Regions from separate parts of the Homo sapiens genome. Here region 1 is linked to region 2. A link is a loop called in an ENCODE intact Hi-C map of the cell type or tissue named here. Cell type or tissue: gastrocnemius medialis. All regions are shown on one strand. Each heading gives the region's core, and the rest is flanking DNA. Links, peaks and the distances in the headings are about the cores only. Region 1 holds the start of PSKH1 (protein serine kinase H1). Region 2 overlaps DPEP2 (dipeptidase 2).

Region 1 (15,648 bases), core at 635-5,634, 94 kb before region 2:
AAGCATTTTGTGGGGTGGGGGGAGATCTGTGCAGGGGGAAGCATATTACAGAAGCAAGAAACAAAGACAGTTATTAAATTAATTGAGACATGCATTACATCATTTCTTTTTTTTTTTTTTTTTTTTGAGACAGAGTTTCACTCTTGTTGCCCAGGCTGGAGTGCAATGGCGTGATCTCAGCTCACTGCAACCTCTGCCTCCCGGGTCCCGGTTCAAGCAGTTCTCCTGCCTCAGCCTCCTGGGTAGCTGGGATTACAGGCACGCGCCACCACACCCAGCTAATTTTTGTATTTTTAGTACAGACAGGGTTTCACCATGTTGGCCAGGCTGGTCTCGAACTCCTGACCTCGTGATCCGCCCGCCTCGGCCTCCCAAAGTGCTGGGATTACAGGCGTGAGCCACTGTGCCCGGCCGCATTACATCATTTCTTACTTTTCAAGGAGAAGCATGTTTTACGACTTGAGTTTATCTGTCTAGTGACCTTGTAACTGCACAGCTAGTGAAACAGGGTCTTCACAATGCCTGGGAAAGGAGGAGAGATAAGGCTTCCTAGCCACAGAAAAACAGGCAGTTAATTTTTAAAGAACTCCAGCTCTTTCTCTTTCTCAGGGGGAATTGGGTTTTCTTACATACAACTGAGTTTCTACTTACACATTCTTTAATTTCTTTTAATTCCTGTTCCAGAGGCAGGAGGATCCCTTGAGCCTAGGAGTTCGAGGTTACAGTGAGCTTTGATTGCTGCCATGCACTCCAGCCTGGATGACAGAGCAAGACCCTGTCTCTATTAAAAAAATTAAAAAGGCCAGGTGCAGTGGCTCACGCCTGTAATCCCAGGATTTTGGGAGGCTGAGGCCAGTGGATCACCTGAGGTCAGGAATTCAAGACCAACCTGGCCAAAATTTAAAAAATAAAATGAGGCTGATGAGGCAGATGTCTTGCTTAAAGTCAAACAGCTCTGGAAGTGTCAGAGCTGGGATTTGATCCCAGGTATGTTTGGCACCAAAGTCTATACCCTTAATTATTGCACTAGACTTTTGGAAACAATTTTTTAACTTTTTTTTTTTTTTGAGATGGAGTTTTACTCTTCTCGCCCAGGCTGGAGTGCAATGGCGTGATCTCGGCTTACTGCAACCTCTGCCTCCCAGGTTCAAGCAATTCTCCTGCCTCAGCCTCCCAAGTAGCTGGGATTACAGGCGCCTGCCACCACGCCTAGCTAATTTTTGTATTTTTGGTAGCAATGGGGTTTCACCATGTTGGCCAGGCTGGTCTCCAACTCCTGACCTCAGGTGGTCTGCTCACCTGGGCCTCCCAAAGTGCTGGGATTACAGGCGCGTGAGGCACCGCGCTGGGCCACCATTGTTCTTTTTAAATGAAATCTTGTAAGAAACCTTACTACGGCTGGGCATGGTGGCTCACGCCTGTAATCCCAGCACTTTGGGAGGCCGAGGCGGGCGGATCACGAGGTCAGGAGATCGAGACCATCCTGACTAACATGGTGAAACCCCGTCTCTACTAAAAATACAAAAAATTAGCTGGGCACAGTGGTGGGCGCCAATAGTCCCAGCTACTCGGGAGGCTGAGGCAGGAGAATGGCGTGAACCCAGGAGGCGGAGCTTGCAGTGAGCCGAGACTGCGCCACTGCACTCTAGCCTGGGTGACAAAGCGAGACTCTTTCTCAAAAAAAATAAAAATAAAAATAAAAATAAAAATAAAAATAAAAATAAAGAAAATTAACCGGGCATGGTGGCAGGCGCCTGTAATCCCAGCTACTCGGGGAGGCTGAGGCAGGAGAATTGCTTGAACTTGGGAGGCAGAGGTTGCAGTGAGCCGAGATTGTGCCATTGCACTCCAGCCTGACAACAAGAGCGAAACTCCATCTCAGGAAAAAAGAAAAGAAAGAAACCTTACTACATAAAATAGACAACAATTTTTTTTTTTTTTTTGAGACGGAGTCTCACTCCATCGCCAAGGCTGGAGTGCAGTGGTGCAATCTCAGCTCATTGCAACCTCTGTCTCCCAGGTTGTAGCTATTCTCCTGTCTCAGCCTCCCGAGTAGCTGGGACTACAGGAGCCTGCCACCAAGCCTGGCTAATTTTTGTATTTTTAGTAGAGACAGGGTTTCACCTTGTTGGTCAGACTGGTCTCAAACTCCTGACTTCAGGTGATCCACCTGCCTTGGCCTCCCAAAGTGCTGGGATTACAAGTGTGAGCAGTGGCGCCCAGCCGACGACAATGTTTTATTGGTGTTAATTTATTTTTAGGTTTAAAGTATAACATTAGCTTATACAGTCAATCAAAGACAGTTCCATGTGCAAAGTACATACTCAATAAAGATTTGAATACAGAGCTACTGAAATGGGGAAGATGGATGGAGGTTACAATGCACTTACCATCTGCAGCACCTATTTTAACCCCTCCAAGTTGGGTTGACTGTAAAGTGAACCAGTTCTGATCCTATAGAGAAGTCATTGTGAATGGTAACAATTTTTTAAAAATCCGCTTGCTTTTCAGACTCGGCATATAAATTAAATTAACAACAACAAATAACCATGAGTCCAGAAGTTGGCCCAAGATTGACTTCACCTATCTACAAATTAACCCTTTGCATCTCTTCTTTGATGGAGGCCAAATTCAACACATGGAGTGTTGAAATTATTCTAAGTGCAGTTTTAAAAAATAGATTTTGTTAATGAAAATTAAGTCTATCCTTTGCGGAGTTCCAGAGGCACTTCCAGAAACCTCTGTTGGAAAGCATTGTTTACCCAAGCTCGCATTACAGAGTCCCCTTTCCCCCAACCAGAAACTTGAAACTTTCTCCCTATTTCCCGCGATCCTTCCTTTTTCTATCACCGACCCGTCTCGCAGGCAGCGGTCAAGTTACTTTGAGCGACAAATAGACCCACCCCTTCAGGAGAGTGCCCGTCCCCGCCCCGAAGAGGTTGATTGGCAGGCCACGCTCGGAGATCCGCCAGCCGCGTAGCCCAGTTTCGGGAGAGTCCGCCCCCGACCCGCCCCCGACCCGCCCCGTAGGCTTGTTTTGGCGTCAGCTGCGCGCTGTGATGACGCCACGACGCTAACGCCCGAGAATGGCGGCGGCGGCGGCGGCGGCGGCGGCCGCTGCCATTGCCCGGAGATGGCCGGCAGAGCCGCCGAGACGCCGAAGAGCCCGCCGCCCGCGCGAGGTGAGGCGGCCCGGCCCAGGACGACGGCCCGACGGGCGGGAGGGGCAGCCGAACTGTGGTCGTGGTCGCTTTCTGGCGCTCCGGGGCCTGCCCCTGGTCAGCCTGCAGCGTCGGCCCGTGCCCCGTGCGCCAGGGCCTACAGGGTTGGAGAGCAGGCCGGGCGATGGCTGCTCGGGTTCCCGGCGTCCGAGTCTGGACTGGCCTCGGAACGTGCTGTCGTGCTGGATAGCCCGTCTCCAGGCCCGCTTGGGCCTGGTGGACGTGGTCGGTTGCCCTGCCTGCTTGCTGTTCAGCCGCCCCGCGTCCAGAGCGGGTCAGGTTGATCCAACCTGGTTGTCCTTGTCCTTACTGCCTTCTCGCGCCCGGCGCCTACTCCACACCCCTCCTTTGCGTCTGCCAGGGGCCGGCGGGGCAGCTGATCGCTTCCTTGTGCAGGCTGGGAAATAGCAGGTCTGAGTCCAGCTGGGTTGCTTGCTTGGCAAGCTTGTCATTCCTCTACCTGCAAGGGGAAGCCTAGTCCCCCACACTTAGTCCCCCTCCATAAAGCGGCTGAAGTGATAATTCCCACCTGAAAATCTGAGTAAGTCCTTCACTGCCTGAAACTAGTTCCTTAGTGCCTTCAGGACAAAGGCCGCACTTCTTAGCAAGGCATTCAGGGCTCTTCGTAATCTGGTGAAGGTTTAACCAGCCAATCAACACCGGAGCACTTCTGTGCTCCCTTTACGTAGTTTATTGTTGTTAAAACGTGTGGCGCTCCTGTTAGCTCTGGTTTCATACCTTTGTGTTTTAGTATTACTAATTTTGAGACAAGGCCTCTATTGCCCAAGCTGGAGTGCAATGGCTCATTCATAGCTCACTGCAGCCTTGAACTCCTGGACTCAAATGATCCTCCCGCCTCAACCTCCCGAGTAGCTGAGACAAGAGGCACTCCCCTCCACGCCTGGCTAAGTTTAAAATTTTTTGTAGAGCCAGGGAGTCTGGCTTTGTTGCCAGAGCTGGCTTCAAGAGACCCTCCTGCCTAGGCTCCTAACATATTGAGATTATTAATACAAGCGTGAGCCACTGTGCTTGGTCCCCTTGTGCTTTAGATAACGCAGTTTTCTCAGTTTGCTATACACTGCCTTCCACCCCACCGACCACCTACCAGTGTTGGAAACTTACATCTGTCCTATAAAATCCACCTGAGATGTCACTTCCTAGGAAAAAAATCTACCTTGCTTGGCATGTAACCATTAACTCCTCTATATCCATGCTGCTACTATTGAGTACATCCTGTTGTGTCACATGGTGGTCTTCTGTCTGCATATGTCTGGCTCTGTGCCTGGCATAAAATAGGGGCTAGCCTCCAGTAGCATTTGCTGAATGCTGACTTATGAATGGATAGATTCAACTGTATTTTTGAGCACCTATCAGGGCTAGGATCTAAGATGAGCACAGCAAATGCCAGCGTATGTGTGTGGTAGGTAGTACAGCCTCTTAATCCTGGATAGTCCAAAATCTCCTGGGATAATTTTGTGATACAAAATCAAGAGCCTTACTGTCTGAGTTAGTTTTTTTTTTTTTTTTTTTTTGAGACGGAGTTTTGCTCTTTTTGCCCAGGCTGGAGCAATGGCGCGATCTTGGCTCACTGCAACCTCTACCCCCCAGGTTCAAGTGATTCTCCTGCCTCAGCCCCCAGAGTAGCTGGGGTTACAGGCAAGCACCACTATGCCCAGCTAATTTTGTATTTTTAGTAGAGATGGTGTTTCACCGTGTTGGCCAGGCTGGTCTCGAACTCCTGACCTCAGGTGATCCACCTGCCTCGGCCTCCCAAAGTGCTAGGGTTGCAGGCATAAGCCACTATGCCTGGCTGAGATTTTTTTTTTTTTGTTTAAACAGAGACGAGGTCTCGCCATGTTGCCGAGGCTGGTGTCGAACTCCTGGGCTCAAGCAGTCCTCCCACCTTGGCCTCCCGAAGTTTTAGGGTTACAGGCAAGAGCCACCACACCTGACCCACTCTTTGAGATTTTGATGAAGAAGATCTGGGGTAGGAATCTGTATTTTTTTTTTTTTTCTGAGATGGAGTCTTGCTCTGACACCCAGGCTGGAGTGCAGTGGTGCGATCTCGGCTCACTGCAACCTCCGCCTCCCAGGTTCAAGCGATTCTCCTGCCTCAGCCTCCCGAGTAGCTGGGATTACAATCACGCATCACCACGCCCAGCTAATTTTTGTATTCTTAGTAGAGACGGGATTTCATCCTGTTGGCCAGGCTGGTCTTGAACTCTTGACCTCGTGATCCACCCGTCTCAGCCTCCCAAAGTGCTGGGATTACAGGCGTGAGCCACCATGTCTGGCCAGGTATCTGTATTTTGAGAAAACTTCCCAGGTAACTTTACTGTGCTTCCTCATTGAAGATCTTTGTCATTGCCTAAGAAAACTGTTGTCTCCTTTGTCCAGTGAGAAGGCCTTGCCTTGTGGACTCCTGTTGTGGTCTCATGCCTAGAAGCATGGGCTTTGGTGTCAGAAAGACCTGGATTCAGTTTCTGGCTTTTCTGAAATCTTGAGGTTCTCTAAGTCCTAATTTCCTTATTCCAAAATAGGAATCATCGTGCCTACTACATGTGCTTGTAGAGAGGAGTGAGATGGTACATATAAGATCCTTAGCAAAGTTGGCACTCAGTTAATGGAAGCCACTTTTATTACTAATGGCTCCTCTTCCCAGAGTTTCCCTTGTCAAAAGAAGGTCTTGTCTTCTTTTTTCTTTTCTTTTTTTTTTTGAGATGATGTCTCGCTCTGTCGCCAGGCTGGAGTGCAATGGCGTGAGCTCGGCTCACTACAACCTCCGCCTCCCAGGTTCAAGCAATTCTCCTGTCTCAGCCTCCTCAGTAGCTGGGACTACAGATGCCTGCCACCACACCTGGCTAATTTTTGTATTTTTAGTAGAGACGAGGTTTCACCGTATTGCTCAGGCTGGTCTCAAACTCCTGACCTCAGGTGATCCACTCACCTCGGACTCCCAAAGTGCTGGGATTACAAGCATGAGCCACCACAACCGGCTAGAAGGTCTTGTCTTAATAAGCGTGTTTGTTCTTCAGGGTTAGTTGTGTGTAGGAAGCTGCTTTGTATTGTGTGATTTCCTCAAGGTCATTTCTGGTCATCGGGGAAAACTGACAATAGTGTGCTTCTTTTTTTTTTTTTTTTTTTTTTTTGAGACGGAGTTTTGCTCTTGTTGCCCAGGCTGGAGTGCAATGGCTCAATCTTGGCTCACCGCAACCTCTGCCTCCCGGGTTCAAGCGATTCTCCTGCCTCAGCCTCCCGCAATATGGTGCCTCTAAATCAGGGTCGATTCAGTTGGCCATACCCCTAGAAGAGATTTGGAATGCTGATTCACTAGAGGGTGGGTTTGCTGAATAAGCATATTGTCTAGGTCTAATTGTAGTTTTGTGCTTGTTAAGTTGCATAAATGAGCTAGAAAAAGTGCAGCCTTCAGGAAACCTGTTTGCATCTGACACTGAGCTCCAGTTGCACTTCACCTCAGGCATCTGGTTGGCATCTAGAACAGAATGCCCCTACAGAAGTAGGTGCTGGAGTTCTCTATCATAATCACAAGTTCATAGTTAAATGAGTGAGACTTTGGTTTGGCCTTCTGTTTTACTTTGGAAGTGTGAGTGTGTAATATGGGCAACTTAGGTCCTCTTCACAGCTTCTCAGCTGTATGATGTGAATGGGCTATAGGTGTGCCAAAGTATCGACCCTTAAGCTTCAGGATAGCTGAGAACAGCTGTCTCCACTGACTCCCGGGTGTTATACAATAGTATCATTCTATCATTCTCTCTGTGTATCTTGGCATGGGGAAAAATTTTTGAGAAAAAGTACAGCTCTGGAAGAAGGGAAGCAGTTCTGCTTGTTGAGAGCTGGAGAGAGACTTATTTATTTGAACTCCCTTTCCTTCCAGGAATCTTACTCAAGGAGCATTAAGCCGGTTTGTGTTGGCTAGGTCATCACTGAGCTAATTCTTGGTACAGCCCTCTGTTGCCATGGTGTCTGATGTGATGCTAAGGTGGAAACATGTGATGTTTTCATTTGCTGGGAGAAAGTTTTCTTTCCAAGCTGCCAGCCTTGAAATGGCCTCTCAGGGCATCCTAAGAGTCATGTATCAAGGGACTCTTGGTGTGGAGCCATCCAGGCTGTAAGTTCCTTAAGATTAGAGACTATGGCCGCCTTCTTTTTGTTTGTCGCAATCTCTGGCAGAGTTCCTGACCCACAGCAGGAATTCAGTAAATATTTCTGGGTTGAACGTTGGGATTTTGGAAGGAGAACCCCAGGTACATTGCCAGGGTCTGTATTTCTGATGATGGCGAGGTCTCACTCTGTTGCCCAGGCTGGAGTGCAGTGGCATAATCATAGCTCACTGCAACCTTGCCTTCCCGTGCTCAAGTGATTCTCCCACCTCAGCCTCCTGAGTGGCTGGGACTACAGGCACACAGCATCACACCCAGCTAATTTTGTTTTTTTGAGACGGAGTCTTGCTTTGTTGCCCAGGCTGGAGTGTAGTGGCGCCATCTTGGCTCATTGCAAGCTCTGCCTTCCGGGTTCATGCCATTCTCCTGCCTCAGCCTCCCGAGTAGCTGGGACTACAGGTGCACGCTACCACGCCCGGCTAATTTTTTTTGTATTTTTTAGTAGAGACGGGGTTTCACTGTGTTGGCCAGGCTGGTCTTGAACTCTTGACCTCATGATCCACCTGGCTCAGACTCCCAAAGTGCTGGGATTACAGGCGTAAGCCACCGCGCCCAGCCACACCCAGCTAATTTTTTAAACATTTTTTGTAGAGAGGCCAAGACAGGCAGATCACTTGGGCTCAAGAGTTCGAGAACAAGCCTGGGCAACATGGTGAAACCCTGTCTCTACTGAAAATACAAAGATTAGCCAGGCATCCTAGGTACTCGGGGGCTGAGGCACGAGAACCGCTTGAACCTGGGAGGAGGAGGCTGCAGCGAGCCGAGATTGCGCCACTGCGCTCCAGCCTGGGTGACAGAGTGAGACCCTGTCTCAAAAAAAAGAAAAAACTTTTTTTTTTTTGTAGAGACAAGGTCTTGTTATGTTGCCCAGCCTGGTTTCAAACTCTTGGCCTCAAGTGATCCTCCTGCCCTGGCCCCCAGAGTGTTGGGATTATAGTTGTGTGCCACTGCGTCCAGCCTTATTTCTGTAATTATTGAGAAATTACTACCTACTTCATTTTAGTAGACAGTTTTTCTTTCTTTTTCTTTCTTTCTTTTTTTTTTTTTTTGGAGATGGAGTCTCGCTCTGTTGCCCAGGCTGGAGTGCAGTGGCGCGATCTCAGCTCACTGCAACCTCTGCCTTCCGGGTTCAAGCAGTTCCCTGCCTCAGCCTCCTGAGTAGCTGGGATTACAGGCATGTGCCACCACACCCAACTAATTTTTGTATTTTGAGTAGAGACAGGGTTTCACCATCTTGGCCAGGCTGGTCTTGAACTCCTGACCTCGTGATCCGCCTGCCTCAGCCTCCCAAAGTGCTGGGATTACAGGTGTGAGCCGCTGCGCCCAGCCGGTAGACAGTTTTTCAAAACATGTCAGTAGAATATAGAGATATTTGCAGGTGACAGGTTATAAAGCTTTGCTTGGAGAGGGCAAGGTTCCTATGGTTCCTTGCCTGGAAGACATTCACAGACCCTGCCTCTATGGATAGGAAATTGTTTCAGGATTCATCCTTGCTCCCTGCCCCGGGACCCCTAGCTTTCCCCAGAAATGGGGCTAGGTTTGGCAGCTTGTGAACAAACTTACTTTGGCATTCAGATAAGAATCTGTAAAACTCAAACAGACTTCCTTCATTGTTGAGGATATTTACAGGGTGTCCAAAGAGTGTGGCTATGGTTTAACCACCGATCTTGCCTCTTCAACATTTCTAAGGTTCTAGAATTGTTGACTTGCAGCAAATAGAAATCCAAGAGCCAGACCACATTTTTTTTTTTTTTTTTTTTTTGGAGACGAGTCTCGCTCTATGGCCCAGGCTGGAGTGCAGTGGCGCAATCTCGGCTCACTGCAAGCTCCTTCTCCCGGGTTCACGCCATTCTCCTGCCTCAGCCTCCTGAGTAGCTGGGACTACAGGCGCCTGCCACCACACCGGGCTAATTTTTTGTATTTTTAGTAGAGACCGGGTTTCACCATGTTAGCCAGGATGGTCTCAATCTCCTGTCCTCGTGATCGGCCCGCCTTGGCCTCCCAAAATGCCGGGATTACAGGCATGAGCCACTGTGCCAGCCCACATTTCTTTTATTTATTTATTTATTTTTTTGAGATGGAGTCCTGCTCTGTTGCCCAGGCTGGAGTGCAGTGGCGTGATCTCGGCTCACTGCAACCTCTGCCTCTCAGGTTCAAGCGATTTTCCAGCCTCAGCCTCCCAAGTAGCTGGGATTCCAGGTGTCCACCACCACACTTGGCTAATTTTTTTGTATTTTTAGTAGAGATGGGGTTTCACCATGTTGGACAGGTGGTTTCAAACTCATGACCTCAAGTGATCCACCTGCCTCGGCCTCCCAAAGTGCTAGGATTCCAGGCATGAGCCACTGTGCCCTGCCTGTTTTTCTTTTTCTTTCTTTTTATTTTCTTGAGACGGAGTGCTGCCCTGTCGCTTAGGCTGGAGTGCAGTGGCATGATCTCAGCCTACTGCAACCTCTGCTTCCCAGGGTCAAATGATTCTCCTGCCTCAGCTTCTGAGTAGCTGGGATTACAGGTGCCCACTACCATGCCCAGGAAATTTTTTTGTATTTTTAGTAGAGATGGGTTTCACCATGTTGGCCAGGCTGATCTTGTACTCCTTACCTCAGGTGATCCACCTGCCTTGGCCTCCCAAAATGCTGTGATTATAGGCGTGAGCCACTGCGCCCGGCCAGACCACATTTCATTTGCTCTGAGTTCAGCAATTTGATAAGTACCAAGGGAGTTCTGGAAACCTGAGAATGGCCCCTTCCCTCAAGGGTCTGACAGCTGTAGTGATCAAAGGCAGTCTGGAGTAGAGCAGTGAGCAGTGTGACTCAGATTATAGTTGGAATGGAGGTTTCTAAAGCAGACCCTTCAGGAAAGATCCTCAGGAAAGCTTTGTGGGTTCACCAACTCAGTGGCATGGGGAAGGATCAAGGCCTTGACTGGATGAGGCCCAGCACTGCTGGAGTCTTTCCGGAGTGATAGAAGGAGCCCCAGATGGGGAACTAGGATATTTGGGTCCAGGATATTTGGTCACCACCGTCTGAGTGGCTTTGGACGAGTCTCTTTACCTCTCCTGGACTGTCATTTCTGTAGATTGTCAGTGAGGACGATAATGCTGAATGCTCATACCCATTGCCACACTCTGTCCAATGTGCGTGCCTTCTTTGAAGAGTGCTTTGGACCAGGCTGGGAGTTTAAGTTTTGGAGGCAGACTCTAGAGAGTTGGGTACTTTCTGCAAGATGACATACTGTGACACTCCTGGGAAGTCTCTTCCTGAAGCTTCCTTACTCATCCTTGCCCATCCCTACACCTACCGTGATCTCTGGGCTAGGGGCACACACAAGAGATGCTGGGAACAGGAAAAGGCTCTGCTCTTCTTCCTAGGAGCTTTACCAGCCACCTCCCGTGTTATAGAGTCTGCATTTTCACCTGACCACAGTGTGGAGAGGGAGTTTAACAGATGTGATGGGACTGTGGAGCAGCTGTGATCACCTGGGGGCTGTTGCCCATTGTCCCCACCTCTCAGCCAGCACCCTCTCTTCTCTACTTTCTTTTTTTTTTCCCCTCTCTTGGCCAATTTGGTCTAATATCCTCCAGTTTCAATCTGTAGTTGGGATGGTGGAGTACCCGCATCAGCCTATCTTTACAGAGTTTCTGATTGGAATCAATGTGAGAGAAACTATGTCTCAGGAAGACAGAAGGAAGATCAGAGGGAAAATCATTGACTCTCTTATTGCCGACTGACTTTATTTTGTTTTCTTTCTTTCTTTAAGAGACGGAGTTTCGCTCTATCGCCCAGGCTGGAGTGCAGTGGCGCGATCTCAGCTCACTGCAACCTCCGCCTCCTGGGTTCAAGCAATTCTCCTGCCTCAGCCTCCTGAGTAGCTGCGACTGCAGGCTCATGCCACCACGCCTGGCTAATTTTTTTTGTATTTTAGTAGAGACGGGGTTTCACCGTGTTGCCCAGGCTGGCTCAAACTCCTGAGCTCAGGCAATCCACCTGCCTTGGCCTCCCAAAGTGCTAGGATTACAGGCGTGAGCCACCATGCCCAGCCTATTTTTTTTTTTTTTTTTGGAGACATGGTCTTGCTCTGTTGCCCAGGCTGGAGTGCCATAGCACAAACACAGCACACTGCAGCCTCGACTTCCCTGGCTCAAGCTATCCTCCACCTCAGCTTCCTGAGTATCTGGGACTACAGGTGCATGCCACCACGCCTGACTAATTTTTTGTAGAGATGGAGGTCTCACTACATTGCCCTGGCTGGTCTCAGACTCCAGGGCTCAAGTAATCCTCCCACCTTGGCCTCCCAGAGTGCTAGGATCACAGTGTAAACCACTGCGCCCTGATGCTGACTTACCTTTGATCCCTGTAGGTTTTATTTGTTTAAAGTGAAAAGTGAGGCCGGGTGCAGTGGCTCACACCTGTAATTCCAACACTTTAGGAGGCGGAGGTGGGCGGATCACTTGAGGCCAGGAGTTTAAGACCAGTCTGGCCAATGTGTTGTAACCCTGTCTCTACTAAAAATACAAAAATTAACCAAGCATGGTGGCACATGCCTGTAGTCCCAGCTACTTGGGAGGCTGAGGCACGAGAATTGTTTGAACCTGGGAAGTGGAGGTTGCAGTGAGCTGAGATCGTGCCACTGCACGCCAACTTAGGTGATAAAGCGAGACTCCATCTCAAAAAAAAAAAAAGAAATAAAAATGAATCGAAAAGTTAGACCTTTTGTTTTTTGTTTTTTTGAGACAGTCTCGATCTCTCACCCAGGCTGGAGTACAGTGGTGCGATCTCGGCTCACTGCAGCCTCCCTGGTTCAAGCGATTCTCCTACCTCAGCCTCCTGAGCAGCTGGGATTACAGGCGCGTGCCATCACGTCCGGGGCTAATTTTTGTATTTTTAGTAGAGACGGGGTTTCACCCATGTTGGTCAGGCTGGTCTCAAACTCTTGACCTTGTGATCCGCCCACCTCAGCCTCCCAAAGTGCTGGGATTACAGGCCTGAGCCACTGCGCCCAGCCAGGCCTTTTCTTTTATAAACCTTAGGTTTTTCCCTGAGGACCAGACTAGGTCCTCATTTAAACAAAAATTTAAACAAAAATACCCAGTACATGTGCCTGTAGATGACTGTTTATTTTGTGAATCTAGGGTTCTGCTTCTTCACCAGGAAGAAGTGACATCTGAGTGGCTGTGCTGGGTTACTCATGCAGTTTGTCTTGCCTCCGAATGGTGGTAGATGTTGTTACTGAGTGGTCGTGGGCATCGGGGTGAGGGACCTGTGTTCTGCCTCAGGAATACCAGCCCAAGAGGAGCTTCAGTCCTTCACTGCATGAGGTGTTGTGTTTTCCCTGAAAGAAGAAATAAGTCTGCAAAATTCCACAGTCCGTAGTTCTATCCTGTGGCCTCTGCGAAAAGGAACCTTGGTTCTAAATGCCTTTGTTTAACATTATTTCCTAGTTGCCATGTGGAACTTCCTGTGCATTTGGGTGAGAACAGCTGCAAATCCTGAAGAGCCTTGTGGAGGAATCTTTTCCTCTTATGTGAAGAAAAATAAACAATATTTTTTTTTGGTTTGGTTTGGTTTTGCTTTGTTTTTCAGACAGGATTTCTGTCTCCCAGGCTGGAATATAGTGGTACCATCACCGCTCACTGCAACCTCAACCTCTTGGACTGAAGCAGATCCTCCCACCCTAGCCTCCTAAGTAGCTGGGATCACAGGCACATGCCACCATGTCTGACTCAATTTAAAAAATGTTTGGCAGAGATAGGGTCTTTCTGTGTTGCCCAGGCTGGTCTTGAACTCCTGGACTCAAGTAGTCCTCACGCCTTGGCCTCCCAAAGTGCTGGGATTACAGGCATGAGCCACTATGCCCCATAGATAAACCTCATTTTTTCCTCTCTCTCTCTTTTTGAGATGGAGTCTTGCTCTTTTGCCCAGGCTGGAGTGCAGTGGCACAGTCTCAGCTCACTGCAACCTCCGCCTCCCAGGTTTAAGCGATTCTCCTGTCTCAGCCTCCCCAGACATCAGATTCTGTATCTAGTAACCCACAGTAAATGTCACATGGATGGTCTACATGCACCCCACACATCCAAAACTGAACTCTTTCCACTGCTTCCCAAATCTGTGCTTCTTGCTACACTCCTGACCACTTGCCGCTGAGCTGTGCAAGGGACGGGGTGCTGTCCTCATTCTTCCTTCCACCCAACATGGAAGTTCTGCTGCTGATAGCTCTCGATTCCACTCCACTGCTTGGGGCACTACACTCTTTTTTTTTTTTTTTTTTTTCCTTTTTGAAACAGGGTCTTTCTCTGTCACCCAGGCTGGAGTGTAGTGGTGTGATTATCGCTCACTGCAGCCTTGATCTCTTGGGCTCAAGCAGTCCTCCTGCCTTGGCCTCCAAAGTAACTGGGACTACAGGTGCATACCATCATACCCAGCTGATTTTTTTTTTTTTTTTTGAGACGGAGTCTTGCTCTGTTGCCCAGGCTGGAATGCAGTGGCATGATCTTGGCTCACTGCAACCTATGCCTCCCAGGTTCAAACAATTCTCCTGCCTCAGCCTCCAGATTAGCTGAGATTACAGGCGCCTGCCACAATGCCTGGCTAATTTTTGTATTTGTATTTGTATTTTTTATATATTTTTTGAGACTGAGTCTCACTCTGTCACCCAGGCTGGAGTGCAGTGGCGCGATCTTGGTGGCTCGCTGCAACCTCTGCCTCCTGGGTCCAAGTAATTCTGCCTCAGCCTCCTGAGTAGCTGGGATTACAGGCATGCGCCACCACGCCCGACTAATATTTTTGTATTTTTTTGGTAGAGATGGGGTTTTACCATATTGGCCAGACTGGTCTCGAACTCCTGACCTTGTGATCCGCCCACCTCGGCCTCCCATAGTGCTGGGATTACAGGCATGAGCCACCGCGCCCCGCCTAATTTTTGTATTTTTAGTAGAGACAGGGTTTCTCCATGTTGGTCAGGCTGGTCTCAAACTCCCTACCTCAGGTGATTCGCCTGCCTCAGCCTCCCAAAGTGCTAGGATTACAGGCGTGAGCTGCCGTGCCTGGCCTACCCAGCTAATTTTTTAATCTTGTAGGGACAGGGTCTCACTGTGTTGTCCAGGCTAGTCTCAAACTCCTGCACTCAAGCTATCCCCCCACCTCAGCCTCCCAAAGAGCTGGGATTACTCCCGGTGCTGGGATGGCCACACCTGGCCAATGGGACACCACACTCTTACTGGTCCTTTTTTAATTTTTTTTTTTTTTTTTTTTTTTGAGACAAAGTCTCGCTCTGTCGCCCAGGCTAGAGTGCAGTGGCGTGATGTCTGCTCACTGCAACCTCTGCCTCCCGCATTCACGCCATTCTCCTGCCTCAGCCTCCCGAGTAGCTGAGACTACAGGCACCCACCACCACGTCCGGCTAATTTTTTGTATTTTTAGTGGAGACGGGGTTTCACTGTGTTAGCCAGGATGGTCTCGATCTCCTGACCTCATGATCCACCCGCCTCGGCCTCCCAAAGTGCTGGGATTACAGGCATGAGCCACTGTGCCCAGCTCTTACTGGCCCTTTTAATCCACTTTGACCCTCCTTCAGGTCAACCTCATCCTTCTCTCTAAACACAGATCTGAATGCCTCTTTTCTTGTAAACCCTTTCGTAGCTCTCCTTCACTTCCCAGGAAGGTCCTGGTCCTCACTTGTGTTGCTCTCCATAACCACCTTCTGCTGACCTTCTATAACTTCATCTCCACATCCCTGCCTTTGTACCACCAAACTGCCCATTCCTAGATGCAGGATGTTACTCTGGGTTTCTGAGCCTTTGCAGTGTGTTATTCTCTCTCCCTGAAACACCATTCCCACCTTTCCTCATCTGACTCATTCTTGCTTCAAAATTCAGCATAGAGGTTACCTCCTTCAGGAAGGTTTTCCTAACCCCGACTTCACTCTACATTATATACTATTGGTTCTTAAGCTTAACACTTAACCATGTTATACTGAAATTATGTTTTTGGCTGGGCACAGTGGCTCACACCTGTTATCCCAGCACTTTAGGTGGCCAAAGCTGGCGGATCACTTGAGGTCAGGAGTTGGAGACCAGCCTGGCCAACATGAAACCCTTTCTCTCTACTAAAAATACAAAAATCACCCAGGCGAGGTGGCAGGTGCCTGTAATCCCAGCTACTTGGGAGGCTGAGGCATGAGAATCGCTTGAACCCGGGAGGCAGAGGCTGCAGTTAGCTGAGGTCGTGCCAGTGCACTCCAGCCTGGGT
Region 2 (15,648 bases), core at 3,467-8,466:
CCCCGAAAATGAAATTTAAGAACAATTTTTGTTGGGGATCATTATTTTAGCTTTTTTTCCTTCTCCAAGAGACAGAGTATCTGTCACCCAGGCTGGAGTTGCAGTGGGGTGATCATAGCTTGCTGCAGCCTTGATCATAGCTTGCTGCAGCCTTGAACTTCTGAGCTCAAGCGATCCTCCTTCCTCCACCTCCCAAGTAGCTGAGACTATAGGTGCAGTGCCACCATGCATGGCTAATTGTTATTTTTTATTTTATTAAAACAAATTTTTTTTTGAGACAGGGTCTCACTGGAGTGCAGTGGCACCATCTCAGCTCACTGTAGCCTCGACCTCCCAGGTAAAAGTGATCCTCCTGCTTCAGCTCCCTAAGTAGCTGGGAGGGACTACAGGCATGCACCACCATGCCCAGCTAATTTTTGTATATTTGCATTTTTTTTTAGAGACAGGGTTTTACCATGTTGCCCAGACTGGTCTTGAACTCCTGAGCTCAAGCGATCTGCCCACCTAGGTCTCCCAAAGTGCTAGGATTACAGGCATGAGCCACCACGTCCGGCCTTATTTCTTTTTTAGAGACGTGGTTTTTTTTTTGAGACGGAGTCTCACTGTGCCACCCAGGCTGGAGTGCAGTGGCTCCATCTCTGCTCACTGCAAGCTCCGCCTCCCGGGTTCATGCCAGTCTCCTGCCTCAGCCTCCCGAGTAGCTGGGACTACAGGCGCCCACCACCATGCCCAGCTAATTTTTTGTATTTTTAGTAGAGACCGGGTTTCACCGTGTTAGCCAGGATGGTCTTGATCTCCTGACCTCGTGATCCGCCCACCTTGGCCTCCCAAAGTTCCGGGATTACAGGCGTGAGCCACCGCACCGGGCCGAATATTTTTTTCTATATATATGTTAGTATACAGACACAAAAATGAGAGGTGACAGCGTGCTGGCAGCCCTCACAGCCCTCGCTCCCTCTCGGCACCTCCTCGGCCTTGGCGCCCACTCTGGCCGCGTTTGAGGAGCCCTTCAGCCCGTCGCTGCACTGTGGGAGCCCCTTTCTGGGCTGGACAAGGCTGGAGCCGGCTCCCTCAGCTTGCGGGTAGGTGTGGAGAGAGAGGCGTGGGCGGGAACCGTGGCTGCAGGCTGCGCTTGCGGGCCAGCTCGAGTTCCGGGTGGGCGTGGGCTTGGCAAGCCCCGCACTCGGAGCGGCCAGCCGGCCCGGGCAGTGAGGAGCTTAGCACCTGGGCCAGCAGCTGCTGTGCTCGACTTCTCGCTGGGCCTTAGCTGCCTCCCCGCCGGGCAGGGCTCGGGACCTGCAGCCCTCCATGCCTGAGCCTCCACCCCCGCCGTGCGCTCCTGTGCAGCCCAAGCCTCCCCGACGAGCGCCAACCCCTGTTCCACGGCGCCCAGTCCCATCGACTGCCCAAGGGCTGAGGAGTGCGGGCACACGGCGCCGGACTGGCAGGCAGCTCCACCTGCGGCCCCGGTGCAGCATCCACTGGGTGAAGCCAGCTGGGCTCCTGAGTCTGGTGGGGACTTGGAGAATCTTTATGTCTAGCTAAGGGATTGTAAATACACCAATCAGCACTCTGTATGTAGCTCAAGGTTTGTAAACACACCAATCAGCACCCTGTGTCTAGCTCCGGGGTTGTGAATGCACCAATCGACACTCTGTATCTAGCTAATCTAGTGGGGACGTGGAGAACTTTTGTGTCTAGCTCAGGGATTGTAAACGCACCAGTCAGCACCCTGTCAAAACGGGCCCATCAGCTCTCTGTAAAACAGACCAATCAGCTCTCTGTAAAATGGACCAATCAGCAGGATGTGGGTGGGGCCAGATAAGACAATAAAAGCAGGCTGCCCGCTCTTTCAGTAGCAACTTGCTGGGGTTCTCTTCCAGGCAGTGGGAGGTTTGTTCTTTTGCTGTTTGCAATGGCTGTTGCTGCTATTCCGTTTTTGGATCCATACTGTATGAGCTGTAATACTCACTGCGAAGGTCTGCAGCTTCACTCCCGAAGCCAGCGAGGCCATGAACCCACGGAGAGGAACGAAGAACTCCGGACTCGGCGCCTTGAGACCTGTGACACCACGAAGGTCTTCAGCTTCACTTCTGAGCCTGCGAGACCGCGAACCCACCAGAAGGAAGAAACTCCGAACACATCCAACCATCAGAAGGAACAAATTCCGGACACGCCACCTTTAAGAACTGTAACACTCACCGCGAGGGTCTGTGGCTTCATTCTTGAAGTCAGTGAGACCAAGAACCCACCAATTCCGGACACAAAAAGACCCCAGAAGAGTCTACACATCAAATGTTAGTTAGCAGTTATCCTCTCGGGAAGAGATCTACCTGCACCCTGATCAGTTTGCATCTCATTTCTTTATTATGGTGATACTGGCTAAGGGAAATCATGGGTAGTGCTGGTGAGGGCTAATCAGGGTCATGGGGGTTGGGGGAGGCACCACAGCAGTAGCTGAACCTTGCTTCAAAGGTCTGGATCGGGCATGGAGGAGTGGAGAGGGGATCCAGGGTTGGCTAACAGCCCAGCAGAGGTCTAGTTTGGGCATTACAACAACTGTTGTGGAGGAGGCACAGGTGGATTCTCTAAGGCATGGAGTTGAGGGACAAGATCAGACTAGGTCTCTTGGTCCTGAGAGCATGAGGGGGCTTGGTCTGACACGTTATTTCACCTGGGGCAGAAATCCTCCTTAAAGACAATACAAGGCTAGCTTCCAGCAGCTCCTCGTCATTTCCTGTTGAAAAAATCCTGGTGCAGGGGAAATAGATCTCAAAACTGCATCTGGGGCCGGATGCGGTGGCTTACCCCTATAATCCTAACACTTTGGGAGGCTGAGGCGGGCAGGTTGCTTGAGTCTAGGAGTTTGAGACAAGCTTGGCCAACACAGTGAAACCCCATCTCTACTAAAAATACAAAAATTAGCTGGGCAGGGTGGTGTGTGCCTGTAATCCCAGCTACTGAAGAGGCTGAGGCAGGAGAATCACTTGAACCTCGGAGGCGGAGGTTGCAGTGAGCCGAGTGCATTGCACTCCAGCCTGGGCAACAGAGCAAGACTCCGTCTCAAAACAAACAAAAACTGCATCTGGGTCAGCGCAGTGGCTCATGTCTGTAATCCCAGCACTTTGGGAAGCCAAGGCAAGCAGATTGCTTGAGTCCAGGAGTTTGAGACCAGCCTAGGCAACATGGTGAAATCCTGTCTTTACTAAAAATACAAAGTATTAGCCAGGCGTGGTGGTGCGCACCGGAGGTCCCAGCTACTCCAGAGGCTGAGGTAGGAGAATCACTTGAGGCCAGGAAGTTGAGGCTGCAGTGAGCTGAGATCGTGTCACTGCACTCCAGCCTGGGCAATGGGAGTGAGACCCTGTCAAAAAAAAAAAAAAAACAACGCTGGGGATGGTGGCTCACGCCTGTATTCCCAGCACTTTGGGAGGCCAAGTTGGGTGGATCGCCCGAGGTCAGGAGTTCGAGAGCAGCCTGGCCAACATAGTGAAACCCCGTCTGTACTAAAAATACAAAAAAAATTAGCTGGTCCTGGTGGCAGGTGCCTGTAATCCCAGCTACTCGGGAGGCTGAGGCAGGAGAATCACTTGAACCTGGGAGGCAGAGGTTCTAGTGAGCTGAGATCGCGCCACTGCACTCCAGCCTGGGCAACAAGAGGAAATTCCGTCTCAAAACAAAACAAAAAAAACCCTGAATCTGGGTAGCATCTGAACTTCCTGGGCCAGTTGCTGCTGAGAAAGGCCAATGACACAGACCGAATCTAAATTATCTTCCCTCTGCGTCTGTGTCTGTCTCTTGTTTTTCCACCTGGGCTCCCTGATAAGTGGGCATCCCCTTCTGGGCACCTCAAGAAGGGCCTTGGCCTCTGGCGACCACTTCCCCTTGTTGGTTGCTGTCTGCTCCTCCTCATGCCTGGGGGTTAATGGCCAAGTGTGACCCAGCTGCTTCTAGCTTTGGTTCTCTCAGGAAGGGCAGAGAAAGGTCATGTTTATTTTGGTCTCCCATAAATCTCCCCGGCCTGCCCAGAAGGTCTTTATTTAAGTGACTTGGAACAACATGAAGAATGGCAACTTTGCTAATAGTTTAAGAAAAGTGCAGAAGCATTGCATGTGCACCTGTTTCCTATATTATTATTATTATTATTATTATTATTATTATCATTATTATTTTAGCTTAGTTTTGTTTTGTTGTTTTTGGGTTTGTTTTGTTTTGTGTTTTTTTTTTGTTTTGTGTGCTACTCTGTCACCCAGGCTGGAGTGCAGTGGCGTGATCTCGGCTCACTGCAACCTTTGCTTCCTGGGTTCAAGTGATTTTCCTGCCTCAGTCTCCCAAGTAGCTGGGACCACAGGCGCGTGACACCACAGCCGGCTAATGTTTTGCGTCTTTAGTAGAGATGGGGTTTCACCGTGCTAGCCAGGATGGTCTCGATCTTCTGACCTTGTGATCCGCCCGCCTCGGCCTCCCAAAGTGCTGGGATTACAGGTGTGAACCACCGCTCTCAGCCTATTATTTTAAATTGTTTTGCTGGGCATAGTGGCACACGCCTGTAATCCCAGCACTTTGGGAGGGCAAGGTGGGTGGATCACTTGAGTCTGGCAGTTTGAGACCAGCCTGGGCAACATGGTGAAACCTCGTATCTACAAAAAATACAAAAATTAGCTGGACATGGTGGTGCGCGCCTATGGTCCCAGCTACTCAGGAAACAGAGTGGGGAGGATCACTTGAGCCCAGGGGGTTGAGGCTGCAGTGAGGCATGATTGTGCCACTGCACTCCAGCGGTGACAGAGACCCTGTCTCAGGAAAAATAAAAAAAGTATTATTTTAATGGGCAGCCCCCAGAACTGGAAGAGGTTCAGAGGACTCCCTATTTCCTACATTAGACATGTGAAAAGGACAGGGCATGAAGTTACAATTAATTTTTTAAATGTTATCAAAATAATACATAAGCACAGTTTAAAATGTTTGCTTATGGTTGGCTAGGTAAATCAAAGTTACCCTACTCCATCTGGGCACAGTGGCTTACTCCTGTAATCCTAGCACTTTGGGAGGCCAAGGTGGGAGGATTGCTTTAGTCCAGGAGTTCGAGACCAGCCTGGGCAACATAGGGAGATCCCTGTCTCTATAAAAAAATTTAAAAATCCTCCTTCTAAGTGAAGTAATGAAAAAAAGAAAGCTGGCCGGATGCAGTGGCTCTAGCTTGTAATCCCAACACTTTGGGAGCCCGAGGCAGGTGGATCACAAGGTCAGGAGTTCGAGACCAGCCTGGCCAATATGGTGAAACTCCTTCTCTACTGAAAAAAGAAAAATCAGCTGGGCATGGTGGTGCATGCCTGTAGTCCCAGCTGTTCAGGACGCTGAGGCTGGAGAATCGCTTGAAATCGGGAGGCTGAGGTTGCAGTGAGCCGAGATCACGCCACTGCATTCCCGCCTGGGCGACGGAGCAAGACTCCATCTCAAAAAACAAAAAGCCAGGCCCGGTGGCTCACACCTATAATCCCCCAGCACTTTGGGAGGCCGAGGCTGGTGAATCACCTGAGGTCAGGAGTTCGAGAGCAGCCTTACCAACAAGGTGAAACCCCATCTCTACTAAAAATACAAAAATTAGCTGGGCATGGTGGCGGGCGCCTCTAGTCCCAGCTGCTCGGGAGGCTGAGACAGGAGAATTGCTTGAACCCGGGAGGCAGAGCTTGCAGTGAGCCGAGATTGTGCCACTGCACTCCAGCCTGGGTGACAGACCAAGACTCTGTCTCGAAGAAAAAAAAAATCCAGAAAGCTAAAATAAAAATAAATTAGCTGAGTGTGGTGGTGCACGCCTATAGTCCCAGCTACTTGAGAGGCTGAAGCAGAAGCTTCATTTGAGCCCAAGAGTTCAAAGCTGCAGTGAGCTATGATTGCGCCACTGTACTCCAGCCTGGGTGACAAAGTGAGACTCTGCCTCAAAAGTAAATAAATAAATAAATAAATAAATAAATAAATAAATAAAAAGAGATGAGCTACTCAGAGGGAACACGGAATAGGGTCCACCTCCTGCCACCGGATCCACCACTGTTTTCATCCAGTGCTGAGCCCAATCACCTGGGTCACCTCGGGCTCCTGTCAACAGTCTTTCCTTAAACAACTGGTGGCTGAAATGAAGGATCCCCCACCAACCACCAGCACTGGGAGACGATGCCACCAGTCCCCATTGCAGAGAAGGAAACTCAGGTCTGTTTCTATGTCCAAAACATTTATTTCAGGAAATATTTGTGCCTGCACAACAGGGGAACTTTGTGGGGTGTCTGTGGCTTGCTACAGTGACATCTGGCAGGACTAACTGGGTCATCAGAGCCACAGAATAAGGACTGGGAAGGTGGCCACAACTGCAAGGACTGGGGCCATGTGGGGGGAGGACTCTGAGACTGACCACTTGGCTGGTAACTTGGCTGTCCAGTGTATGGGAATCTCAGTGAGTTCCTGGCCTGAAGTCAGACTCTGTCTCTGACGCAGACGTGAGAGGTCGGAGTGGCAGGAACTGCTCAGCTGCTCATCCGGGAACTTGTCCTCCAAGGGGCTTTGCCATTTGTTTTCTTCCTGTACCTAGAGGTGGCAGTCGGTGCTCAGCTTCCACAGCTCTCCTTGATACACTTGCTCAGACCCCTCGGCTACTCTCTTGCCCAGCCCAGAGTACCTTTTCCACTTGTCTGAAGACCCGCAGCAGGTTTCCACGAAGGACACCCTGAAGCTCTTCCTCACTCCAGCCACGACTCAGCAACTCCTCTATCAGGACCGGGTATGTGGACACGTCTTCCAGCCCCTGAGGGAATCTGTGTGGCCACCAGCTAGTGGGTTTCAGACCTGATTCCCTGATCATGACTCAGAACCACAGTCCAGGGTCTATGAAACCCCAGCCCTGGTCAGGTATGGGAAGTGGAGACTTGGAGAGAGTAGGTAATTCTCCTCTGCTCTTTATCCTTCAGAAGGAGGCCTCAAAACCTCCTTGAATATTTATCAAAACTTATTGAATCATACTATTAAGATCTATGCCTTTTACTGAATGCAAATGATCCCCCCTACCAACCAGAGTTAAAAAGAAGAAAATGGCCAGGTATGGTGGCTCACACCTGTAATCCCAGCACTTTGGGAGGCCAAGGTGGGCGGATCACTTGAGGTCAGGAGTTTGAGACCAGCCTGGCCAACATGGTGAAACCCAATCTCTACTAAAAAGACAAAAAAGAAAGAAAGAAAGAAAGGAAAGAAAGGAAAGAAAGAAAGAAAGAAAGGAAAAATAAATTAGCTGGGCATCATGGCGCACACCTGTAATCCCAGCTACTTGGGAAGCTGAGGCAGGAGAATCGCTGGAACTCAGGAAGCAGAGGTTGCAGTGAGCCGAGATTGTGCCACTGCACTCCAGGCTGGGCAACAGAGTGAGCCTCTGTCTCAAAAAAAAAAAAAAGAAAAGAAAAAAAGAAGAAAAGGCCCAGTGAGGTGGCTTAGGCCTGTAATCCCACACTTTAGGAGGCCAAGGCAGGAGAATCACTTGAGTCCAGGAGTTCAAGACCAGCCTGGGCAACACGAGACCCCATCTCTGCCAAAAATAAAATTATCTGGGCATGATGACACATGCCTGTAGCCCCAGCTACTTGCAGGCTGAGATGGCAGGATTGCTTGAGCCCAGAAAGTCAAGGCTGCAGTGAGCCAAGATTGCGCCACTGCACCCCAGTCTGGCCAACAGAGCAAGACCCTGAGAAGAAGAAGAAGAAGAAAAGGAAGAAAGAAGGAGGAGGAGGAGACAAAGAAGAAGGAGGACGAGGAAGAAAAGGAGAAGGAGAAGGAGAGGAAGAGCTTCTTCAGAAAACAGTGGTTGCAAACACAGCCACTGTGCACAGGGCTCACACCAGACCTTGCTGATGGTCTGCTCAGGGAGAGTGAGTCTCCTGGGCTTGGGGGTACGTGCAGTGCTGGGCAGATGAGCTCTGTCTGGTGGTTTGGCCAAGTATAATGTCCTAGAGTGGGGTCACTGGGATGAAGACAAACAGGAGAGCCCAGAGAACTGATCCCGGGAGTGTGGTCAAGGCCTAAAGGACGTGATGGCTATGGTGACCGTGAAGGCCCCACTGCTGTACAGCTAGCCCAAGACAAGCCACAGGGAAGGCACTCACTTGCCGGCCCCATCATAATCTCCACCAATCCCGATGAACTTGGATCCAATGACAGCCTTGATGTGGTCGAAGTGATCTGGGGAGGGGGAAGGTGGACAGTCAGCTGCGTAGGGCTTCCAGGGCAGGGGTGCCACTGGGGCTGGATGGCACTGAGTCTCCTTCTTGCAGCCTGTGGGCCAGGCAGGCTAATTCCTTTATGGCCTGCCACATAGCTTGGCAACCTGAGAACCCTGAGGTTTGACCTGAATGGATTCAGCTGGTTCTGGCCTGGATTTCAGGTTTGGAGTGGATCCACAGAGCCACTTGTCTGGGCCATTTCCCACCTAGGATTAAACCTGCCTCTAGTCTCTTTGAGAACCTGGTAGGAACTCTTTTCTATGGTTGTGGGAGATGACGGAGGGACAAAGAGTACAACTGACAAAGACCCCAGAGACCTAAGGGGCCTTCCCCTTCTAGTCTCTTGGCCAGAGGCCGAGGAAGGGTGCTTTGGGGATCCCCTGCAGAGGCGCAGATAGTTAGCACTCAGGTTCTATGTGTGGCTTCCTCCCTTATACCCATCAGGACCGCAGCACTGACTCTGTGGCTGCAGCTCCATGTGACCAATGTGCTGTGTACTGTCCATCACTGCATTTTTTTCAGTGAAACCACTGGGACAGTCCTGGGGCCCTCCCAAGTCTTCAGGTGCAAATCAGAACTGTTCAGAGAGCCCGGGAGAGGGAGTTACCTGCCACAGTGGACACATTGGCTGATGGGTTGCACTGTATTACTCCCATGGACAAAGACACCATCACGACGCCACCGTTCTTCTTCTGCAGGGGCGGGCAAGTGGACACTTAGCCTGGCCCCTCAGCAAACTGCATTCCTGCCCTGCCACCCTCTGGATCCCTGGAGAGGGTGTTCAGCTCTGACTTCAGGAGTCAGCAGAAACTTCACCTCTCTGGTTTTGTATGAAGGGAGGAGTCTAGGCCCTGGTCTGGCATAGGTGTCTTGGCACTTGCTTTGAGGAGTAGAGGAATATACATATTTACCATCTAGAACCCCCGACTCCTGGATGTGGACTGTGGGGTTGTGGGGCAAAAGATGTTCAGCCTGAAGTTGGAAGAAGTGGAGGGAGCAGGGCCTCAGGTTTGAGGGCTCCTGTTTTTTGTTTTTGTTTTCCATGGCAGGGTCCTACTCTGTCACCCAGGCTGGAGTGCTGTGGCGTGATCTTGGCTCACTGCAACCTCCGCCTCCCAGGTTCCAGAGATTCTCCTGCCTCAGCCTCCCAAGTAGCTGGGATTACAGGAATATGCCATCACACCCGGCTAATTTTTGTATTTTTAGTAGAGACGGGGTTTCCCCATGTTGGCCAGGCTGGTCTTGAACTCCTGACCTCAAGTGATCAGCCCACCTCAGCCTCCCAAAGTGCTGGGATTACAGGTGTGAGCCACCATGCCTGGCCGAAGGGCTCCTGGTTTGAACCTCTTGCTTTAGGTTCCTGGGCTGGGCAGTTTCTCACCAGAAGCTGCAGGATGTCATCAGGAACATTCCGAGCACTGTTGCACACACCCCGGGCAGCCGAGTGGGAGAAGATCACAGGTGCCTGTGACACTTCCAGGGCCCGCCGTGCCACAGCATCTGAGACATGGGATAAGTCTACCATCATGCCCAGGCGGTTCATTTCTGCCACCACCTTCTGCAGGGACATGTTGGGAGAAGGGTATCAGGGGTGCACATGTGTATACATTTATTTGTAAGAAACAGCTGGGGTGTGCACATTTGTTTGGGGTGGAGTGTGAACCAGGGTCCTCACCTCACCAAAGTCAGTCAGCCCGCTGATGTTGTTGTAGAAGGAGTGGACGCCCTTAGCGGAGCTCTCTGCCCTGCAGGGTGGCCAGGAAGCAGTCTGACTGGTAGCTGTTCCTCGGCCTCAAGAGTCTAGAGGCCCTACCCACCCTCCATCCCTGCACCCCCCTGAAACAAAAACAGGGATCCAAAATGGGCCCTGCAAATGGGCCATGCCTGGCAGCAGGAGGGCCCTGCTGGGTCCAGTCTTTTTTTTCCTTTTCTTTTTTTTTTTTTTTTGGCAATAGAGTCTCGCTCTGTCACCCAGGCAGGAGTGCAGTGGTGCTGTCGTGCCATCTCAGCTCACTGAAACCTGCACCTCCTGGGTTCAAGAGATTCTCATGCCTCAGCCTCCTGAGTATCTGGGATTATAGGCACGCACCACCACACCTGGCTAATTTTTGTGTTTTTCTTCAAGATAGGGTTTCACCATCTTGGCCAGGCTGGTCTCGAACTCCTGGCCTTAAGTTATCTGTCCGCCTCAGCCTCCCAAAGTTTTGGGATTACAGGCATGAGCCACCGCGTCTGGCCAGGGGTCAAGTCGTATTCTGAAAACCAGAATCCCAGCTCCCCTCCCCACTCCAGAGTCAGTGCCACATCCCATGGGTAAAGCTTGTTCTGGGCCCACAGTGACCTCAGGCAGATCTCTGCCCCTGCCTCAGCGGTCCCACACCATCTGCACTAGGCTCACCAGGGTGTGTTGCAGGTGTGGGTGAGCGTCAGGTAGCGCACTCCCAGCATGTAGAAGGTACGTAAGATGGAGAGGCTATTGTCCAGCGAGTGGCCACCCTCTACACCGATGAGGCAGGCCAATTTCTGAGTGTCGTTCAGAGCTGGGGGCAGGTAGGTCAGGTGATTACTTTCCAGGGCTGGAGTAGCTCAATCAAGTTCCTAACGCTTCCCATCAACTTGCCTACCTTTAGCCGAGGTCACAAGCTCCAGCTCAGAATAGGAGGCACACATGCGGCGTATGAGGTCAATCTGCTCCAGGGTGAGGCGCAGGGCATCCCGGTCCTGGGTCTGGCATGGCACATAGGCTGACCAGAACTGGGGGGAAGGCCAGGGTTTGGCTTGGATGGGGGCTGCTTTGGAGGACCCTGGACTGCTCACAGCCTCCACAGCTGACAGAGCACCCAGTGGGCCAGGAGGCCACATGTAATGTACTGCTTCTTCCACAGGGTCTTCCTGGCCACCAAGCTGGCTCACTGTAGCCTCTGCAGCCCCCAGCATCCATATCATGACACTTTTTGGGTCACTATGGTAACTGAGTTCTCATGTGACTAACTTGTGATCTCTGGGGTCCCCACTCTCCCCATCATCCCCCAGCAGCCATGCTGTGGCACCTCGTGTATCCCTGTGGTACCTGGGCGCCCACGAGGCCATCTCTAAGCCTGTCCAGGCTGGTCTGGCCGTAGCTGAAATTGCGCAGGTTAACATCCTGTAGCCCTTTCTGGTAAACCTGCCTTAGGACCAGGGGCAGGTCGTTGTGGCTGGAGGGATGTCAAGCCAGGGTCAGGTGAAGAACAGACAGATGGGCCTCTTAGCCCTCCAGTTCAGGAAGGACACATCTGGGGATCCCCATCCCTCATTGTCACATGACTATACTGAGATCCCCTGAGGCCCGGGCTAGGAGTGCCCACCCAAGAGGGGATGACAGAGGGGAAAGGGTACCCATGCATGACGGGAGAGAGGGCATCCAGGGGTGGTGTGAGGGAGCCTCCTCCACAGCCCTGCATACTCTGGGACCCTCCCTTGCCCAGGAGTGTGCTCAGCTCCCATCGCCCCCTTGCAGCAATTACGCACCCGTCCACGAGCGGGAAGTCCCGCATCAGGGCCCGTGCCTGCTCTTGCAGGCCCTGGGTGCTGGGACTACTGAGTGTGGTCGAGGGAGCGTAGGTGCCCGGCATGGTGTGGGCTCTGGGGGCGCCCAGCGTGGTGAGGGCTCTGGGGGGGCCTGGCGTGGTGTAGGCACAGGTTACAGGCTGGAGCAGCAGCAGCAGGAGCAGCAGACTCAGCAGAGGCCACCGACCAAACGTGCCGGGACCCTCGAGGCCGGAGGGCTGCATGTTGTGCAGGGCCGGGCAGGCAGGCAGGGGTGGCAGTCAGAGAGCCTGAGAGGGGCGGGCGAGGGGCAGAGCGCGACGATGGAGTCCCGACCCTCGATTCAGGCCACCTGGCGGCGTGGCCTCAAGAGGAGGGTAACGAAGTCACAGGGCCCCGCGAAGGATGTGCGGAGAGCGGCGGCACCGCCCAGTACGGCCACCAGGGGGCGCCCAGCCCTCCCGCCGTCATCCCCAAGGGCGCTCCCGCCGGCTGGGCGGATCCCTGTCCTGGGCGCCCACTCGCGGCCTGTCTTAGGGCCCTCCACCCTCCCTTTTACTCCTCCCACTGTCCCCAGGGGGCCGACCCAGGTGGCTCCTCTGCTGCCCCTAGGCTCTCTCTCTAAGAGAGAGGGCCTGGGGTGCTTCCCCCAAACAGTGGCCCTCTGCCCTGCCCTGGGAGATCTGCAGACCACGTCATGTCCCCAACCGCCTGCAACGTGTCCCGGCCACACCCAGGGCCACATGTGTCCCTGTGACCACAGTGCTCTGGGCTCTGGATTTCCTGGTGCTGGGTTGTGTGGGTGGGTGTGGGGGAGAAGATAGGCTCTGGAAATGAGGGGTTAACCCTGTGGACTGGATTCAGGAAGGGGCCCCCTGGCCCTGACCTTCTCTCTCCCGTAACTTAGGCCCTCAAGCCTATACTCTGGGGAATCTCCCAGCTACTAGGACCTGTCAGGAGCACTCCTCCGCCCCCCGCCCCGACCGCACATTCTCCAATCAGCCTTAGGAAAGAGCTCCTTCCTAAGGAGCTGCCACACCTCCCCAGGACCCCAGTGGAGGGATGAGAGCGCAGCAAGCATCTGGCCACTGCCAGGGAACATTCACTCAACAGAGCAGGAACCCACACAGCCATCTGCATGGAAGGAAATGAAGTCTTGTCTAGGGCAGCAGAGTCCCCGGCCGCAGCACCTTCCTCCTAGAGCTTCTGGCTGATCTGCTGGCCAGGATACCTCCTACCTCCTTGAGGAAGCCCCGGCCTCGTCCAGGTCAGGAGTAAGGGGCCTGAGGAAAGCCCTGCCACCTGGGTTCTGCAGCCACACTCCTCTTATCTTGTGGCTCCTGTGGCTTGAGCTCTCACAGAAACCTCCAGGGCTGAGTCCCTTCCTTGACGACAGGCCCCACCCCATTCCCGGCCTGGGGCCCTCAACCTAGATGCCTCCTCCAGGAAGGACCCCCAACCACACAAGCACACAAGCTCACAATCACACAGGCACAGGGGATGTGCCCGCTCACAGAAGCCCCACGACCTGAGATCTTCCGGGACTGTGGCCAAACCCCTTCGTCCTCAGAGACCTTTGCCTCCTCCTGCCCCTCAGGCTCTCAAGACTCTGCTCTGAACCTTGGCACCCCTGGAACCGCTTCATTTTTTGGAGCCTCCCCCACGTGGCAGGGCTGATCAGTGCATGGGTAGTGTGACCTAAGCCTGACGACGACTAGAGATTCAAGAAGGCCTCCTAAAAAGAAAATGAACCAACTCTTCCAAAGGGACTGGAGGTCCCAAGCTACCCAGGAGGGGAAGTGATCCCAGCTTTGATGTATTTTAGGGACTGCACACTTGATGTTGCCCAGTGTCTGCTGTCCAGGAGGAAGGCAGATCGATGGCCGAGTGCTCGAGGTGGGTTAACTGTCACGTCTACTGCTGCCGAAGGGGGTCTTTTTTTGTTTGTTTTGAGACAGAGTCTCACTTTGTTGCCCAGGCTAGAGGGTAGTGGCACAATCTTGGCTCACTGCAATCTCCACCTCCTGGGTTCAAGCGATTCTTGTGCCTTAACTTCCCGAGTAGCTGGGACTACAGGCATGCGCCACCACGCCCGGCTAAATTTTGTTGTTTAGTAGAGATGGGGTTTTGCCATGTTGCCCAGGCTGGTCTCGAACTCCTGGTCTCAAGCAATCTGCCTGCCTCAGCCTCCCAAAATGCTGGGATTACTGGAGTGAGCTACCGCACCTGGGCTTTTTTTTTATTTTTTATTTATTTTTTTAATTAAAGACTGTCTTGCCTTCTTGCCCAGGCTGGTCTCAAACTTCTGGCTTCAAGTGATGATCTCACCTTGGCCTCCCAAAGTGCTGGGAGTATAGATGTGAGCCACTGTGCCCAGCCCTGCTGGAGGGTTCTATAGGGAGGCCCACTGCAGATGGTGAGTCCTCTTGGGCTCTGCTTCAGAGAACAGTAGGGCGTGTCCCAGATCTGGGTGGTTTGGGTACCCCAACACAGGCTTCCCTCCTTCTCTCCATCATCCACTGCTGGTCAGCAGCTCCCCACACCCACTGGAATAGTGAGAGGGAGGAGAAGCTCTTGGATTTGCTGGTCTCCAGGTCAAAGATGTGGTTTTGGGGATAAACAGTTTATTCTGAGAGCCCCAAGAGGTAAGGGGCATAAAGAATGAGGAACTGAACCTGATCATTATGTGTTATATGTATTGAAACATCACTATGGGTGGGGCGCAGTGACTCACACCCGTGATCCCAGCACTTTGGGAGGCCGAGGTGGGTGGATCATCTGAGGTCAGGAGTTCGAGACCAGCTTGGCCAACATGGGGAAACCCCATCTCTATTAAAAATACAAACATTAGCCGGGCTTGGTGGTGCGCGCCTGTAGTCCCAAATACCTGGGAGGCTGAGTTGGGAGAATCGTTTCAACCCAGGAGGCAGAGGTTGCAGTGAGCCGAGATTGGGCCACTGAACTTCAGCCTGGATGACAGAGCGAGACCCTGTCTCCCCCCGCCAAACAACAACAACAACAACAACAACAACAACAAAAATCACTATGTACCCCATGAATATGTGCAAATTATTATTATTATTGTTTTTGAGATAAGGTCTTGCTCTGTCACCCAGGCTGGACTGCAGTGGTGCAGTCTCAGCTCACTGCAGCCTTAACCTCTCAGGTTCAATCAATCCTCCCACTTCAGCCTCCCGAGTCTGGGACTACAGGTACTCGCCACCACACTCGGCTATTTTTTTTTTTTTTTTTAGAGACAGGGTCTCACTATATTGCCCAGGCTGGTCAATTATTATTTGTCAGTTTGAAAAATGTAAAAATAAGGAAGGGGTAGGTAGGAATAAATAAATAACAGCTGACAGAGTAGGTGAGGAGAATTCAACTTTTTGAATTTTTTTTCTTTTTTTTTTGAGACAAAGTTTTGCTCCTGTTGCCCAGGCTGGAGGGCAATGATGTGATCTTGGCGGGCAATGATGTGATCTTGGCTCACTGCAACCTCCACCTCCTGGGTTCAAGTGATTCTCCTGCCTCAGCCTCCCAAGTCACTGGAATTACAGGCATGTGCCACCACACCTGGCTAATTTTGTATTTTTTAGTAGAGATGGGGTTTCTCCATTTTGTTCAGGCTGGTCTTGAACTCCTGACCTCAGGTAATCCACCCACCACGGCCTCCCAAAGCGCTGGGATTATAGGTGTGAGCGACCGCACTCGGCCAACTTTTTGCATTTTTTTTTAAGCTTCTCTCCAGAGCCCGAATGTCTGACCTCCTGGGACTTGGGGTACCTGCTAGCTCAGCAGAGGCAGGCTGAGTTGAGCCAGTAAAAGTGAGCACTGTCTCTGTAGGAGATAAGCCAGACAACAC

Evidence for each region. Hi-C counts contacts between places; a loop is a spot of excess contacts. Peaks named below come from ENCODE experiments on the same cell type or tissue, not always from the same donor. Only the 100,000 strongest peaks of a DNase experiment are listed, where the experiment ranks them.
Region 1: a loop joins it to region 2, with 7 times the contacts of the local background. A loop is called at or near these places in 5 of 110 quality-filtered maps.

Annotation. Positions count from the first base shown.
Region 1 is chr16:67,890,190-67,905,837 of GRCh38, forward strand. It overlaps PSKH1 (protein serine kinase H1), which reads left to right and starts at 3,065. Exons shown (of 3, transcript NM_006742.3): 1 at 3,065-3,182. RefSeq lists silencers at 2,802-2,861, 3,192-3,311. In gastrocnemius medialis, for the core only: no CTCF peak of the experiment used is centred there; DNase peaks (open chromatin) are centred at 2,962 and 3,552; H3K4me3 peaks cover 1,996 bases; H3K27ac peaks cover 3,266 bases.
Region 2 is chr16:67,981,182-67,996,829 of GRCh38, forward strand. DPEP2 (dipeptidase 2) reads right to left here. Exons shown (of 11, transcript NM_022355.4): 2 at 11,769-12,076; 3 at 11,329-11,455; 4 at 10,883-11,012; 5 at 10,657-10,798; 6 at 9,934-10,003; 7 at 9,640-9,816; 8 at 8,866-8,950; 9 at 8,142-8,217; 10 at 6,671-6,806; 11 at 6,213-6,579. The coding sequence starts at 12,031. The coding sequence ends at 6,325. Among named protein-coding and RNA genes, the nearest start is that of DPEP3, 8.5 kb to the left of the region's middle. RefSeq lists silencers at 3,523-3,622, 3,745-4,039, 12,135-12,394 and enhancers at 8,866-8,915, 8,956-9,015, 11,405-11,474. In gastrocnemius medialis, for the core only: no CTCF peak of the experiment used is centred there; DNase peaks (open chromatin) are centred at 6,450 and 8,282; H3K4me3 peaks cover 753 bases; H3K27ac peaks cover 5,000 bases.